Linked DNA regions of Homo sapiens: region 1 is linked to region 2. The links are chromatin contacts, found by Hi-C or POLR2A ChIA-PET in ENCODE. All regions are on one chromosome and are shown on one strand. Each heading gives the region's core, a stretch centred on a gene start or an enhancer-like site at or near the end of the contact. The rest is flanking DNA. Distances are from core to core; before and after follow the strand shown.

Region 1 (3,563 bases), core at 378-2,877, 570 kb after region 2:
TCTCGCTCTGTCGCCCAGCCTGGAGTGCAGTGGCGCGATCTCGGCTCACTGCAAGCTCCGCCTCCCGGGTTCATGCCATTCTCCTGCCTCAGCCTCCCGAGTAGCTGGGACTACAGGCGCCCACCACCACGCCCAGCTAATTTTTTGCATTTTTAGTAGAGACGGGGTTTCACCGTGTTAGCCAGGATGGTCTCGATCTCCTGACCTCGTGATCTGCCCGCCTCGGCCTCCCAAAGTGCTGGGATTACAGGCGTGAGCCACCGTGCCCGGCCCTCTGAATGCACTTTCTATATACACCAGGTGGCTGGTGTTATCTACTGTCTTATTCTTGAATGGCTTTGGGTAAGCGAGCCTCATAAGTTACTGGTGAGCTTGCTTGTATTGCTTCTGTGCTCCTCTCAAAGCTACTGGCACACTGTACCAAAGTGATTTGTTCATTGATTGATGGAGAAATGTAAACATTGGGACAAATCAGAGAGAAAAAAGGGCAAATTGGACATTATCTTGTTCGATTTCAGTTGGCAGTCAATGGTTTGTGTTCAAATTATCCTACAGAGGCTTGAACCAGGAGGGGAGGTTCAGAAAACAGATGGTGGGAAAGAGAACAGATCTCTGTATTATGGAGCTTTGACTTTAAAATTATTTCTCTTAAAGAAGAGATAGACCCAAAAGGAAATGATCTGAGATAAATTTCCAGGGACCAGTAAGACAGAAGTACCACTAAATATGAAGAGGCAGTGGACTGGGAATAATGAGAGAAGACCCAGGCAATCATGCCTGTAAGTTACGATAAAGAAAACAGGAAGCACATTTCGACAGAAAAACCATACTTTACATTAAAGAAGTGAGATTGTGTCTGTTGCAAGAGTGAGAGGGAAAGCCCGCAACGACCTCAGGGACCCAGTGAATTAGCTCACGGGAAGCCCAGGGCCTCTTTTGCTAGCTGCTAATGAAGGGAATTAGATAACCATGTTATTTTGAAAGAAAACAGATTATGTTTATTGAATGATCTAAAAGAAGCGAAAAGGGCTAGGTAAAGATGCCATGTTTTGGATTCTGATGTTGGGTCACACCAGGGCGCCCATTCTTCTGTATTCACAAAATGCCCAAATAGGGAGAGGTCTTGCCAGGCGCGTGAACTCGCCACTGTGGCTGAGCAACAAAGGTACATTGAAAGGAAGCGTGTGTGTTTGTGGCTTTGAGCCCCTTTTCCTATTCTGCTGAAGATTAGGAAATTATAGGTTATACTGCTTGAAATGAAGACAGAGTAAATGGTAGGAGGGTTGTAAATCACCTGCGAAGCACCGTCTTCGACCATGCCATATAGCAAGGCTACCCAAAACACTCCAGTCTCTAATTTGTTCAACTTAAAGAATAAGAGGGATATGTCAGTCAGGACCTGCTAACTGCTGTATCAGACAACCCCAGATCCCTAACGACTTACCTCACAGTCATCAGGGGCTAGACAAGTGACCTTCCACACGATAATTCAGAGATACTGCTCCTTTCCTGTAGTTCTCCAGTCCTCAGCACAGGGTCTCAAGATCATCTAGCATCGACCAGTCAGCAAATGTCGGAAGAGGAAAGATAGCTTCCTTAGTCCCTAAGAGACAGCATCTCGTTTTCACTACATTCCACTGGTGAGAACTACTCATATGGCCACACCTAGACACAGCGGTGACTGGAAAGTTAATTTGATTGTGTTTCCAGGAAAAGGAGATAGGCTTGGTGAGTCAGTCTCTCTAGAGGAAAATATGGAACTGGGTTGGATTAAAAAAAATCCAGGCTGGGCGCGGTGGCTCATGCCTGTAATCCCAGCACTTTGGGAGGCCAAGGCGGGTGGATCACCAGAGGTCAGGAGTTCGAGACCAGCGTGGCCAACATGGTAAAACTCCGTCTCGATTAAAAATTAAAAAAAAAAAATTAGCCGGGTGTGGTGGTGGGCGCCTGTAATCCCAGCTACTCAGGAGACTGAGGCAGGAGAATAGCTTGAACCCGGGAGGCAGAGGTTGTAGTGAGCTGAGACTGCACCACTGCACTCCAGCCTGGGTGACAGAGTGAGACTCCGTCTCAAAAAAAAAAAAAAAAAAAAAAAATTCAGGTAATGATTTATATGTTTCTATCAAGCAATATGCCTATAAACATGGAATGATTGAATTTTCAGTTTCAAATACATGTTTTGGGTTGTGAAGACTCAAAAAGCTTGTGGGTCTCTTTGTTTTTGTCAAAGTATATGAATAAACGAGGATTGCAGAAGTTTACTTGTGGAATGAATGCATTAGTAAATTAATGAAGCTTTCTCCTGTACTGAAAGAAGAGTATAAGGTCATGACTCATGGTCATGAGGTAGGAAATAATTCTGCTCACCAAGAAACAAGGACATTTTAAATATCTAAAAAAGCAGAAATGAGAAAGGAAGCATGAAAAATAATCATTTAGCCAACAGTTACAGCACCTACTGACAGACAGAAAGTACAGGGCATTGACATAGTTTAAATCCAGTGACTTCCGTTTTTCCTAATAGAATCAGAGTGATAATGCATTTTAAAGGTTATTTTTATTATTTCATGTCTCCAAACCATTTTCAGAGGGAAATTATCATGGCTGTCACAACAGTAGCTTAATACACAAGGTTGATGGTATTTTACAAAAGTGTCACAAGTGGATTTTAAAGTTAAAAAAAAAAAGGGGGGCTGAGTGCAGTGGCTCATGTCTGTAATCCCAGCACTTTGGGAGGCTGAGTCGGGCGGATCACCCGAGGTCACGAGTTCGAGACCAGCCTGGACAACATGGTGAAACCCCGTCTCTACTAAAAATACAAAAATTATCCAGGTGTGGTGGTGCGCGCCTGTAATCCCAGCTACTCTGGAGGCTGAGGCAGGGGAATCACTTGAACCCTGGAGGCAGAGGTTGCAGTGAACTGAGATTGCACCACTATACTCCAGCCTGGGTGACAGGGGGAGACTCCATCTCAAAAATAAAAAATAATAAATAAGGTTAAAAAAAAGATCAGTATGATATAGCTTATATGAATAGAAAAGATGATTCTCGAACAATAGCATGAGGCATATGAGTTGAAAATAAAGCCTAGAGGTCTTCACCTACAGCAGAGAAAATTTTCACTCTCCCCCACCCCACAGAAGACAGACAGACCTACCCCAAAATTAAAATGACATTAGCCCCATAAGCATGTTTCCCTCCTCAGGTAACAAAGAAGATACCTCAGTTCTAAATCCACACAGTTTTAAAGATGTCATATATTTAATGCTCTTTTTTTTTTCTTTTTTTTTTGAGATGGAGTCTTGCTCTGTCACCCAGGCTGGAGTGCAGTGGCACGATCTTGTCTCACTGCAACCTCTGCCTCCCGGGTTCAAGCAATTCTCTGCCTCAGCCTCCCGAGTAGCTGGGATTACAGGTGCCCGCCACCACATCCAGCTAATTTTTGAATTTTTAGTAGAGACGGGGTTTCACCATCTTGGCCAGTCTGGTCTTGAACTCCTGACCTCGTGATTCACCTGCCTTGGCCTCCCAAAGTGCTGGGATTACAAGCGTGAGCCACCATG
Region 2 (3,528 bases), core at 298-2,797:
AGCCAGCAAAGGGCCGCTTGGCTCTGTTATAAACGTAGGCCCAGTTAGCAGCTCAGGATCTATCTTGAAGGATTGGCTCTTTCAGGTGCACATTTGTTCACAAAAGCATGGTTGGCTTCTTCACACAAGGACAGGTTTCTTCACAGAGAATCAGTTACACACTCCTGAGCATATTTAACTCCCACAGCCCATTAAGTAGATGATAATATTCTTATTTTACAAATAAGGAAACTGAGACTCGGAATAAATAAATTGTTGCAGTTCACGCATTTGCACCGAGATTCAGCCCCAGGCCTGCCTTCTCCCACTCCTGTGCCCCTTCCACCCACTGCCTGGCCCCCACCCTGCTGTTTCCTGCTGGGTGTGCCGGGAGCACTGACCTGGGGCTCTGGGGACAGGACTCGGTTTTATAAAGTGCTGGGAGAAGTAGGAGAATTCAGAGGGAAATGGGATCTGATGCTTGGATTATGGGAGAAGCAAGATAAAAGGATGCTAAAGGCAGGAGAAGCAATGGGAGAATGTCTGCCTGGTGTCCCGTGGTCCCTGTGCAGCTGCTCCTCTCTATTGTTTCTGTGAAGGGATCATGCAAGGTACTTTCCAGCCACTGTTTTAGACTTTTGTTTTTGATGAGCTGGAACAGCAGCAGGTAGGTAGGTGGTGGGGGCCCTCTTTTTCACTTTTCTTTCTCTCTTTCCTTGTCGTGAGCTCAGGGGCCATAAGCCACCCGTTCAACAGCCAAAGGATGAAGCAGATCTTGGCAATGTTACCATTTCTGTAACTACTGGAGGCTTGCTGCCCTTTGACAGACTGGAGTGGAGCGCTTCAGGGGAAAAGCAGTACCCACCAACACCGTGGCATCTCTGCTCAACGCTGACCATCACGTTGAATTTCTGTTTATGTCTGTAGTAAGATAATCAGCTGGAAAGCAGATTGCTATTGAGAGGGTTTTCTGGTTTTCTTAGTAGGTCAAAAACCAAATTAGATGACCCACATCATAGGCCCGGATCAGTTTAGAAAAATCCCTCCAGTCCTTCAGTGGCATCCTTAGCAGGAGGTTCTGACTTGGAGGAAATGGACAGCCTGCATTTTCTGGAACTGAGAGGTTGCAGGAGGAAGGGAAAGAGAGGGAGATCAAGGATGACAAAATCTGGGATTTCAGTTTATCCCTTCTCTGAGGACAGAAACAGCTCTCAAGCAGGAAGAGAGAGGCTTTAGAAATACCCAGATCAGTGAGCCTGGGAACCTTGATTGTCCACTTTTCTGGGCAGAGGAAGGGGAAGTTTCTGGTCCCAGAGAATTCCAGCTCAGCACCACACCCAAAACAGTGCAAGTGGATGACAGTTAAACCCAAGGCGGGGCTGTAGGGTGCAGGGGCCTGCATGTCGCACCCTGGAGTCCTGACAGTTTCCCCGAGCCACATGAAGGGCACACAGCCATACTGAGATGCCTTGGCACACAGAGATCTCAGACGGCTTCAAACAAGCCTTAGTGTGAATCAGTCATCAAAACCAGAAAACACTTTCCGGGTCCTCAGACTCCACCGTGGTCTGCAGTGCATCACCCCAAAAGGCCAGAGGAGGCCAGTCACACCTCAGAGGGCAACAGTGCAGGAAGCGGCCCAACCCAGCCGCTTTGTTGCACAGACTGGCATGTCAATACAGGATACAAACTGGGCCTCACTGTCTGCTCTGCCATGAGTTTTCCTAAGCCACACCTCTCCTCTCTAACTAGGGTGAACAAACATCACCTGCTCTACTGGCATAATTATTAATAGTGCCCTCTTTCTCTCTCAAACACATCTCGGATTGATCTGACCTGAGTGGTTAAAAAATAAATATTATAGAATAAGATGCATGCTGTAATTCCAAGTAATAATGAGAAAAAGCTCACCTATGTGTGCAAGGTTCCTCTATGCAGGGAGCATATTTGGAAGGACACTGCTAACCACGGTTACCTGAGGATGGTTTGGGGACACGGACAGCACTGCATTATTTTTACACGCATTGCATTCTAAACCAGGCACTTGTTTCTAAAAATGAAAAAAAAGTGCCCGTCTTGGAAGATGATTTGTGATGGTCACTCTATCCAGAGCACAGGCCTCACCTTGCCATGGAGCCGGAGAGGGCAATCAAATCCGAACATCTGCACGTCTCTGCTAAGGGGCTGAGTGTTTGTTTTAAGCTGGAGTAGTTTCTATCATTGCAAACAGACTAAGTTTACCAGCTCATGCTAAACACAGTTCAGTTTGTTTTTCCTGTTACCCCAGTGGGCACAGGTTCATGAGGAAAATTAGAACAGATGCAGAGTCAACATCTGTGCCCATCTGGGGGCAGTGTGAGTGGTTTTGTGAACATGCTGTAGTTGAATTCTGACTTTTGAGAGGTTGATTACTCATTTCTTTCAGTAGACAGAAATCATAGTATTTGTTTGCTGGAGCATGAGCTGCTTTATTTCTATTTTCAGAGTTTCACTTTGGGTCCACAGTGGGGCCTATAACCAATGCTGGAGGTTCTCAGCCAAAGAGAGTGCAGCGGCGCATGGCTGTCCTGCAGATGGTGACAGGTGGGGACTCTGCCCCTTCACTCTTGGAGGTCAGGCAGGGCTAAATGGCTGCAGTCCCCTAAGCAGTCAGTCCTTTTTTTAAAAAGTAAGAACAATGGCCTGTATTTGTTAAACTTTTTTTTTTTTTTTTTTTGGTAACACAAGAAAGGATCATTGTGATGCTGAGCCTCCAGTGCCACCAGACTCAGGGTTCCGGGTAGGCAGGGTCACAGCTGGGCACCCCGTTGTGCTGCTCCAGGACTGGCCCCGTGTCCTGGCCTTGGGGTTGAGTCTCGGGGTTGGCTGCATGCGTTGGTGTGATTTCAGGGCATACACACGGAACGTGCTGCCCAGGTGCTGGGCCCAGGGAAGCCACGTGTCTCAGCCCTGAAGAGTTGTCCTGGCGTTGTGCACAACCTGGCTGGTGGCTTGGAGAGCAAACAGTACCCCCGACCCCACGGGTGTCTGCGGGCACTAGGCCCCACGTGCGGGTTCTCTGGAGTCTCCCAAGCTGAGCATCACCGGACCCAGACCCGTCACAGCCATGCTGAGCTTACCCGTGAGTGACCTTCCCGAGGAAGGCATGGGGCTTTCTGGGGCAGGAAGCAGGGGAAGAGGCTCTCAAAACAGCAGGAGATGGGAGCGCGCTGTCCCGGAACTGTTGTCCGCCTCCCTCTGCCATCCAGGTGCCCGCCACCAGGTCCCCTCTGACAGGCTCCTGATGCTTCCCGGGCCGGGTAGACCAGGGGTGCCCAGCAGCTTGGCCAGATCAGCCTGCCGTTTTTCCTCAAACGTCACCCTTGCCAGGGATGTCCCCGCCCCTGCTCCTCCCCTTCTTGGGACAGACATCCTAAGTCCAGTAATTCCGGTGCTTCCAATAAAAAACACCGCGAGTTTCTTCTCTGCCCTAAGCAGGAGCAGGGGGATTGCAGTGTGAGAGGCGTCCTCCTGCGGCCTAGGTAGGAGGATGGGTCTCCAGGAGCCTCC

Evidence for each region. A loop is a pair of places that touch in the nucleus more often than their neighbours do. ChIA-PET counts read pairs that join two places held with the same protein, here RNA polymerase II (POLR2A). Pooled maps may share reads with other maps.
Region 1: a loop to region 2 is called in a map of GM12878, with 2.6 times the contacts of the local background. The contact joins the promoter of MIR3945HG here to the enhancer-like site in region 2. A Hi-C loop is called at or near these places in 1 of 168 maps with a recorded cell type or tissue (GM12878), 14 of 37 single-sample maps with no recorded cell type and 8 of 50 pooled maps. POLR2A ChIA-PET finds 5 or more read pairs at or near these places in 2 of 52 experiments (GM10248 and activated B cell).

Annotation. Positions count from the first base shown.
Region 1 is chr4:184,854,025-184,857,587 of GRCh38, forward strand. MIR3945HG (MIR3945 host gene) reads right to left here and starts at 1,628. Exons shown (of 3, transcript NR_132989.1): 1 at 1,445-1,628.
Region 2 is chr4:184,280,969-184,284,496 of GRCh38, forward strand. All of the region lies in intron 1 of LOC105377582 (a long non-coding RNA gene), which reads right to left. Among named protein-coding and RNA genes, the nearest start is that of MYL12BP2, 32 kb to the right of the region's middle. RefSeq lists enhancers at 498-627, 668-737, 758-907, 1,858-1,907, 2,308-2,567 and 3 more. Within about 2 kb of position 1,548, at least 15 of the 41 ENCODE cell types and tissues checked have a DNase peak (open chromatin) inside an H3K27ac peak, as active enhancers do; they include GM12878, where a contact is called at or near this core.